Regions from separate parts of the Homo sapiens genome. Here region 1 is linked to region 2. The links are chromatin contacts, found by POLR2A ChIA-PET in ENCODE. All regions are on one chromosome and are shown on one strand. The core of a region is the stretch at or near the end of the contact, and the rest is flanking DNA. Distances in the headings are between cores, read along the strand shown. Region 1 overlaps CBR3-AS1 (CBR3 antisense RNA 1). Region 2 overlaps LOC101928269 (a long non-coding RNA gene).

What was found. ChIA-PET counts read pairs that join two places held with the same protein, here RNA polymerase II (POLR2A).
Region 1: POLR2A ChIA-PET joins it to region 2 with 18 read pairs in BJ. The contact joins two enhancer-like sites. POLR2A ChIA-PET finds 5 or more read pairs at or near these places in 2 of 52 experiments (BJ and endothelial cell of umbilical vein).

What each region holds. Positions count from the first base shown.
Region 1 is chr21:36,147,685-36,152,188 of GRCh38, forward strand. All of the region lies in intron 1 of CBR3-AS1 (CBR3 antisense RNA 1), which reads right to left. Among named protein-coding and RNA genes, the nearest start is that of CBR3-AS1, 6.4 kb to the right of the region's middle. Within about 2 kb of position 2,632, at least 21 of the 41 ENCODE cell types and tissues checked have a DNase peak (open chromatin) inside an H3K27ac peak, as active enhancers do.
Region 2 is chr21:35,986,439-35,991,004 of GRCh38, forward strand. It overlaps LOC101928269 (a long non-coding RNA gene), which reads right to left. Exons shown (of 6, transcript NR_110418.1): 2 at 1,692-1,733. Among named protein-coding and RNA genes, the nearest start is that of LINC01436, 17 kb to the right of the region's middle. Within about 2 kb of position 2,838, at least 4 of the 41 ENCODE cell types and tissues checked have a DNase peak (open chromatin) inside an H3K27ac peak, as active enhancers do.

The sequences.
Region 1 (4,504 bases), core at 1,382-3,881, 160 kb after region 2:
ACTCTGTCGCCCAGGCTAGAGTGCAGTGGCACAATCTCAGCTCACTGCAACCTCTGCCTCCTGGGTTCAAGCAATTCTTCTGCCTCAGCCTCCCAAATAGCTGGGACTACAGGCGCCCACCACCATGCCCAGCTAATATTTTGTATTTTTAGTAGAGATGGGGTTTCACCATGTTGGCCAGGCTGGTCTCAAACTCCTGGCCTCAAGTGATCCGCCCACCCCAGCCTCACAAAGTGCTGGGATTACAAGCATGAGCCACCACACCCGGCTGGTTCTTATACTTACAAAGTAGCAGAGCTTGAAGGACTCAGGAGGAATATCTTCTTTAACTGGGACATGATTTCTTCTAGATTTTTCAGCTGGGTTTTGCATTCTGCATTCCTTCCCAGAATGTTTACGAGGTTGCCCAGCCACCGCAACTGTATCTCTTTACTGAAACTCATGCAGATGTCTTCTCCTTAACCTATGCACACTCCCTGTGAACTACAGCCCAGGGTGATTCTTCAGTAACTCCCTAAGCCTTTTTTTTTTTTTTTAATTTGAGACAGTGTCTTGCTTTGTTGCCCAGGCTAGAGTGCAGTGGCACGATCATGGGTTACTGCAGCCTCGACCTCCAGGGCAAGAGACTTCCATGACTAAAACCTCAAGTGATCCTCCCACCTCAGCCTCCTAAGTAGCTGGGACTACAGGCATGTGCCATCATGCCCAAATAATTTAATTTTTGGTAGAGACAGGGTCTCACTATGTTTCCCAGGTTGGTCTAGCACTCCTGAACTAAAGTGATCCTCGCTCCTTTGCCTCTCAAAACGCTGGGATTCCAGACATGAGCCACCGCACCCACCCTCTTTCATAATTTTTTTTTTTTTTTCAGACAGAGTCTTGCTCGGTCGCCTGGCTGGAGTGCAGTGGTGCCGTCTTGGCTCACTGCAGCCTCCACCTCCCAGGTTCAAGCAATTCTCCTGCCTCAGCCTCCTGAGTAGAGTGGCTGGGATTACAGGCGTGCACCACCATGCCTGGCTAATTTTTGTATTTTTAGTGGAGATGGGGTTTCGCCATGTAGGCCAGGCTGGTCTTGAACTCCTGACCTCAGGTGATCTGCCTGCCTTGGCCTTGCAAAGTGCTGGGATTACAGGAGTGAGCCAAAGCCTCTTTTATAATCATTATGACAATAGGTGAGTTCACATTCTCTGCTTTCAAATGGGATTGGTTTTGCAACAGGCCTCCTGGCTTCTGGTTACACCTTGTAGAAAAAAGTCTTGGAGAGCAAGGAGTCTTCTGAAATAGAAGAAATGTACTCGCAAAGGCTTGCAAGAGTGTCAAGGCTTCGGCAAGAAGGCTAATCACACAAAAAAATTCAGTGGAATTTACATTCCGGCTGGCCACAGTGGCTCAAGTCTCTGATCCCAGCACTTTGGGAGGCTGAGGCAGGAGGATCACCTGAGGTCAGGTGTTTGAAACCAGCCTGGGCAACACAGCAGGCCTCCATGTCTGCAAACAAATCAAACAAAACTTAGCCAGACATGGTGGCACACACCTGTAGTCCTAGCTACTTGGTAGGCTAAGGTGGAAGGATCAGTTGAACCCAGGAGTTCAAGGCTGCAGTGAGCTATGGTCGTGCCACTGCACTGCAGCATTCTGGGTGACACAGCCAGACCCTGTCTCTACTTAAAAAGAAAACGAATCCATTGAAAGATGGAAAAAAACCAAAGGGAAATAACTACAAATTTGCCAAGGTTACCAAGTTTATGATAGGCTGCTCACTGTGTGAAATTAGAAATGTTGTCACTTGATTATCAAACCCACAAATGTCACATCATATCCCCTGACATAGGTAAGCACTGCAGTCATAAGAGATAATGCCGTTTTTCCTTAGGGAATCAGTAAAGTATGGGAATGCTCAAGTTTCTTTTATTTGGGGGAACTGAACTGCACAGGATGACCTGGTTATTTCTGGTTCATCACAGTATGTAGCTATTTGTTTTTCTTAACTCTCTGATTTACAATGGCAGCACCTCAAAGTGTCAGTTTAACTCTCACAGCCTGCACCCACTTTTTCATCCACTTGGGGTAGGGGGAAGTCTGAATCCCACCTAGACTGCATTTAACATCTTGAGGCCAGATGGAGTGGCTCATGCCTATAATCCCAGCATTTTGGGAGGCCAAGGCAGGCGGGTTGCTTGAGCCCAGAAGTTTGAGACCAGCCTGGACAACATAGCGAGACCCCTCTCTACAAAAATTCAAAAAGATCAGGCAGACGAGGTGCACACCTGTAGTCCCAGCTACTCAGAGGCTGAGGTTGGGAGGATCACTTCAACCTGGGAGGTCAAGGCTGCAGTGAGCCATGATTGCGCCACTGCACTTCAGCCTGAGTGACAGGACAAGACCCTGTCTCAAAAAAAAGCCTAAAACAACAACAAAAACTTCCTTTAGCCTATTTGTATGTCACTGATTAAATCCAACATGCTCTTATGGTATTCATCTCAGGCTACAGCTCCTAAGACATTTTAATGTCTCCTTTCCTGGCTCTAAAAACAATTTAATGGCTTTCAATCAGCTTCCCGAGTATCTTTTGTACTCTCGCCTCCCTCTGCAGCCAAACTCCAGTCCTGCTAATGCCGGGCAATAGCCCAGGAACCACAGAGCACTTCAGGCTCTGCCTGACAAAGTTACAGACAGGAAGTTCAGAAGAAATGAGCCAGTCCCTTTTATTTCTTCTTCCTCTTTTGTCTCTAACCAATCCTTTTTGGATAAGTGTGTAACCCACTTCCTCTTTTGTCTCTAGCCAATCCTTTTAGGATAAGCATGTAGCTCATTTGGATGACCCTTAACTGTCAACTGCTGGTCAGAATGACATTTCTCATTCTTAGAGAAGGGCTGCCATTAGCCCTTATTGGATGGTCTGCCCAGCACCCTCTTCCAAAATATGATCTCCTGCCCTCCCCTGCCCCCTGCTTCCTTCCCATGTTTGCAGCTGCAGCTGCCACAAGGTGACCTTGCCTCTGTTGACTGCTCCAGCTATAGGTTTTTCCTCTAAAAAGAACCAGCTGGATTGGATCAGAGTTGTTACTGTGCATCTCACCCCCTGTGCCTGAGGAGCAGAGGGAGCCAGCCATTGCCAGAGAAAGAGGCCAACCATCAAGAGGAGCATTTAAGCCAGGTGTGGTGGCTCCTGCCAGCACAATCCCAGCACTTTGGGAGATCAAGGCAGGTGGATGGCTTGCGCTCATGAGTTTGAGAACAGCCTGGGTAACATGGTGATACCCTGTCTCTACAGAATAATACAAAAATTAGCCAGGTGTGGCAGTACATGCCTGTAGTCCCAGCTACTTGGGGAGCTGGGGCAGGAGGATTGCTTGAGCCTGGGAGGTGTTTACAGTGAGCCGTGTTTGTATCAGTACACTCCAGCCTGGATGACAAAGCGAGACCCTGTCTTGGGGAAAAAAAAAAAAAAAAAGAAAAGAAAAGAAGTGGCCCAAAGAGAAACTCCCTTCCCTGTCCTCAGATCATTCCTGAAATCTTGAATTCTCAGAGATGCTCCAAGATACCCTTGTATCCTTAAAATATATTTTCTTTTTCATAAGCTATATTGAATTGGGTAGTTGTTGCTTGCAATCAAAAGGAACCTAACTAATAGAAGTGCATTAACATGTTTTATAGTATTGTGAAAGGAAAATAAATCTTGGGGCCCCAAAATCACTAAGCTAAAGGGAAGAGTTAAGCTGGGAACTGCTTAGGGCAAACTTGCCTTCCATTCTATTCAAAGTCACCACTCTGCTCACTGAGATAAATGCATATCTGATTGCCTCATTTGGAGAGGCTCATCAGAAACTCAAAAGAATGCAACCATTTTTCTCTTACCTACCTATGACCTGGAAGTCCCCTCCAGGCTTCCAGCTGTCCTGCCTTCACCTGGAGCTGTCCCACCTTTCTGGATTGGCCCAATGTACATCTTACACATATTGATTGATGTCTCATGTCTCCCTAAAATGTATAAAACCAAGCTGTGCCCTGACCACCTTGGGCAGAAGTTCTCAGAACCTCCTGAGGCTGTGTCATGGTTGCCCATCCTCAACCTTGGCAAAATAAACTTTCTAAATTAACTGAGACCTGCCTCCGATGTTGGGGGTTCACCCTATGCTGTAGGAAAAAAAACAATTGGGCTTGGAATCAAAAGGAGAAAAAAATCATGAATTGAGAACCTATGGCAAATTAGACCATATGTCCTGCTTAATGCTTTCCCAACATGGTTTTAGGTAATTCTGACTATAGTCCTTTGCCTTAGTTCATTTTGTGTTACTATAATGGAATATCACAAACTAGGTAATTTATAAAGAAAGTAAATTTGCCTGTGCACAGTAGCTCATGCCAATAATCCTATAACTTTGGGAAGCCAAAGTGGGAGCATCACTTAAGGCCAGGAGTTCAATGCCAGCCTGGGCAACATAGAGAAACCCTATCTCTACAAAAAATAAAAATTGACCAAGTGTGATCATGCTCACCTTTA
Region 2 (4,566 bases), core at 1,588-4,087:
GCTCTATGTGGTGGGTCCTATTATTTTTCATTTTACATGTGAAAAACAAAAACAAAAACAAGGCTCAGAGAGGTTAATTGGTTTGCCCAAGGACTCAGATGAGTGAGTGGCAGAACCAGGATTCAAAATCAGATATCTTCTCCAAAGTCCAACATCGTCCAGCTGCAAGTTTTCAACAGCAACGCAGCCAGCATCCACTGATGACAGCTTATGTGCCAGGCCCTGGGGAATACAGAAGTGACTGGGGCCTGCCTCCAAGAGTTAGCGCAGCATCTGCCTGCCTAGGGGACATCAGGCTTCCAGTGTCTAACAGGACACCCACCTGCTCACTGGCATTCACTGAAAATAACAAATTCTCCCGATCTCAGCTCCAACATTCTGAAAAAAATACCAAAAATTATTATTTAAAAATTATAGCAAAAGTTGGCCAGGTACTGTGACTCACGCCTGGAATCCCAGCACTTTGGGAGGCTCAGGCAGGTGGATCACCTGAGGTCAGGAGTTCGAGACCAGCCTGGCCAACATGGTAAAACCCTGTCTCTACTAAAAATACAAAAATTAGCCGGGTGTGCTGGCGCATGCCTGTAATTCCAGCTATTCGGGAGGCTGAGGCAGGACAATCACCTGAGCCCAGGAGGTGGAGGTTGCAGTGAGCCAAGATTGAGCCACTGAACTCCAGCCTGGGCGACAGAGCAAGACTGTCTCAAAAAAAATAAAAAATAAAAAATAATTGTAAAAGTGAAATTCAACAAAAGGATTAACATCAAGATTAACATGAACTGATCCTGTGATTTCCCTACAAGGGGAGGAAAAGCTACGTTTGAGGCTCTTTGGATTTTTGCGGGGCTTTCTTTCCCCATTTTATTTAGAATAAGGCAATGGAAGTGCAGCTCTTGCTTCTATACTAAGCGCATTTTGAAAGACTCATTGACACCAAACATCAATGAGGAATGAAACATTACAAAGATGCTCCCCTTTAAACAAACATAAAGTCAGCGCTTTTAAATATTATGTGCTTCTTGGACAGGTATTCTAATTCAAGACAGCATCTCACACAAACTGGAGCTGGCGATCAGTCGAATAACCTGGCTGACATCACTGATAAGGCCAAGGACTCCCAGCACCTTCTGACAAACCTCTGTTTCCTGCTTCTTGTCTGAAGTACACTGTTTGCTTGGCAAAAGCCAGGAGACGTGAGAACCTCCCACAGCAAATGTTGATATAAAGAAAATTTCCTAAGTGACCAGTGATATTTATCCAGGTATTATTTCCACCACCTGTGCAGAGTTTACCAAGGAGGTGGGTAGGGTCGCTATCTTGGGTGCGTTCAGCTTGAGTTGCCTGGATACCACATCTTGAGTTCAACAGGGAACATAAATCTAATTGTTCCTCTCTTCACTTAAACCCTAAGGATTCCAAATTAGATTGCATTGCTGAACTACATGAGTGAACCTTATGCATTTGACCTCTCAATGTGGTTTGCAAATCTACCCTCTGGAACTAAAGGCAGGAAGCTTTGCTATTGAAAAGATGTTAGCGTCTCATCAAACACAGCCAATGTTCAAGAATCGTGCCCCTTGGCAGGAGCATGTTTTAATTGCTGGTGATATTGCAGAACAGATTTCTGAAGTCTAATTTTCTTTCTGCAGCCAAATTTTCGACGTATATTAATAATATCCTCATAAACTTACATCTGTGGGTACAGTCATCGCTGCATAGTTGGCTTCACAGTTCTAAAAAAGAAAAAGAAGAAAATTTGGAAAAATTATTCCCAAAAAGGACACGATTATAAAGTTGATAGTAGGAGCAAACTTCAAAGTTACCACTCCTATAGAATGTTTAGAAAATTTTAAGATGATTAAACTTCATGGAAATTTTTAAGGTCTCTTTTCATGAAATTATTTTTTTCTTTTGACTATATTTCCATTTTATAGCACTTATCACAACAGTAATTAACGAATTAGCTGCATAATGATTTATTTAATGTCAGTCCCCCTGCTCGTTCTGTAACCCCCTCCAAAGGGAGGAACCGGGACTGATCTGTTTACCTTCCCAATGCTCGGTATATTGACAAATAGCAGGGGCTCAAAAAACTTTTTTTTGCTGCTGTTATCTCCATAATAGGATCATGATTGCATTGTCAGAAGTGTCAATTAGCTACCTCAAAAGCACTTGGCTTCATTTAATGACTTCCTCTCATACTACAGTTATGCAAGATGTGACGGAAGTAAAGGAAACATGGAATATCCTTGTATATTTTTTGCAACTTCCTATGAATCTACAATTATTTCAAAACAAAGAGCTTTTCTATAAAAAAAAAAAAAAAAAAAAAAAGATTTTGCTCCCTGCCACCAGCTTCTTGGATTTCACCTAGATCTTAGGAACTTCCATCTCAATCTTCCCATACCCATAATATACTTGGCTTCCTGATTTCAACAATGTTTTCCAGGAGGTTGACTTTCAACAACCCAATATGAGCTAGAAGCTCAGCGTTCCTTCCCACCCACCCTTGACAAAGCAGATCATTTTATACGACAACAGCCACTTTTCTGAGAGGGCCTGCCAAAATGCCAAGTGTGGTGCCAATTTTTATACAATTGATTCCTTTCTGTCTCCTCCACACAGAGACCACCAAAAAGCTGTCACATGGTAGTAATTTTCAAGAACTCACTGGCACATCAAGGGTCAGGAAGAAATGTTATGTTGATGAGCTGGTCATTTGCTCAAGATTTCTGGTTGGCAAGAAAATACAGAGCGTGCACACCCAGGTTCCCAGACGACAAACCACACACCCAAGTATTATTGAGCCTCATCCATGGCAGCCTCATGTTACACAATGAATCAGGCCACCGCCCAGCGCCAAGAGCCTTGGAAAACTATGCAAAGTGCATTAAAATCAACAGAAAAACTTCTCATGTCACAATATTTAGCTTCTCACTTCTCCAAGCTTCCCCCAAAAACCAACCCTCCCCGGCCAAAGTTTGACGCTACTGGCTTGAATCACACAGTCAGATTTGGACTTTTCAACAAACCACAGAACAGATATTAACTTTCCTGTGAGCCTGGGAATACGGTCGGCAGTTCTGGGCATGAAGAGAGGTTCAGTGTCCAGGGGCAGAGCTGAGCCAGGGTTGCAGGGAGCCAGCAGAAGGTGGTTCCCAGCTGCCCTCTCCAGCCCTGAGCTGAGCCCACTCTCTGGACCTCTTTGTCTTCCCAAATGATGCCCTTCCCCGGAAGAAAAACAAAACAAGACCAAAGGCCAGGCGTGGTGGCTCATGCCTATAATCCTAGCACTTTGGGAGGCCAAGGTGGGTGGATCACCTGAGGTCAGGAGTTTGAGACCAGCCTGGCCAACATGGTCAAACCTCGTCTCTACTAAAAATACAAAAAATTAGGTGGGTGTGGTGGTGCATGCCTATAATCCCAGCTACTTGGGAGGTTGAGGCAGGAGAATCACTTGAACCTGGGAGGCAGAGGTTACAGTGAGCCGAGATCGTGCCACTGCACTCCAGCCTGGGCAACAAGAGCGAAACTTCGTCTCAAAAAGATAAATAAACAAAGCCAAAAATATCTGCCTTTAAATTCACATCAGTCTCTGTGGGTCAGAAGACAAAGGCTGTCTAGCTCTCCAACACCTTCACAGGCTTAAAGCAGGACCTTCCACTGACTCGTGTGAAGGCAATGGCAAATAACAGACATTCAAGGAGAAACAGCTTTGACGAACCTCTCCTGACAGTGAGGCTAGGAGAGAGAAAAAGAAATGAAAATCAATTTGCATGATCACCAAGACAGAAATGGGGGCAGAGGGAAAGAGGGCCGAAAGGAGAGAGAAATGATCTTCGTTATTAATGTTTTTAATATGGCAGCATGATTAAGACATAGTCTCCCTGCCAGGCAGCAAGTTCAGAGGGAGACAAACCGCCCATCTTCTCATGGGTTTTTAGCAGGAGAGTAATGCCCATTGGCGTAACAGTTTCAAATCGATACAGCACTTTCACCTATAGAAACTCACTTACGGACAGGTGCTCTGGCTCATGCCTGTAATCCCAGCACTTTAGGAGGCCAAGGCGGGCAGATCACCTGAGGTCGGGAGTTCGAGACCAGCCTGACCAACATGGAGAAACCCTGTCTCTACTAAAAATACAAAATTAGCCAGGCATGGTGGTGCATGCCTATAATCCCAGCTACTCAGGAGGCTGAGGCGGGAGAAGCTCTGGAACCGGGGAGGTGGAGGTTGCAGTGAGCCGAGATCATGCCACTGCACTCCAGCCTGGACAACAGAGTGAGACTCCGTCAAAAAAAAAAAAAAAAAACTCAGTTAAACTCTCAGCCATCCTGAGATATTGTACCCAATTTACAGAAGAGGAAACTGAGACTTAGAGAGCAAGGGGCAGAACCAGGAGAACAGTGCGATGAGTCAGGCCAGCCATTCCGTAGGGAAGTGAAAGAAGCAAGTGAGAATTGCCGTGCTAGTCTTTGGGAAAAATAAGATAAAGCATAGCTCCCCGGGTAGGGGTGGGGGAGATTCCTCTCCTCCTTTGGAGTAGGCCTAGGACTACGGAAACA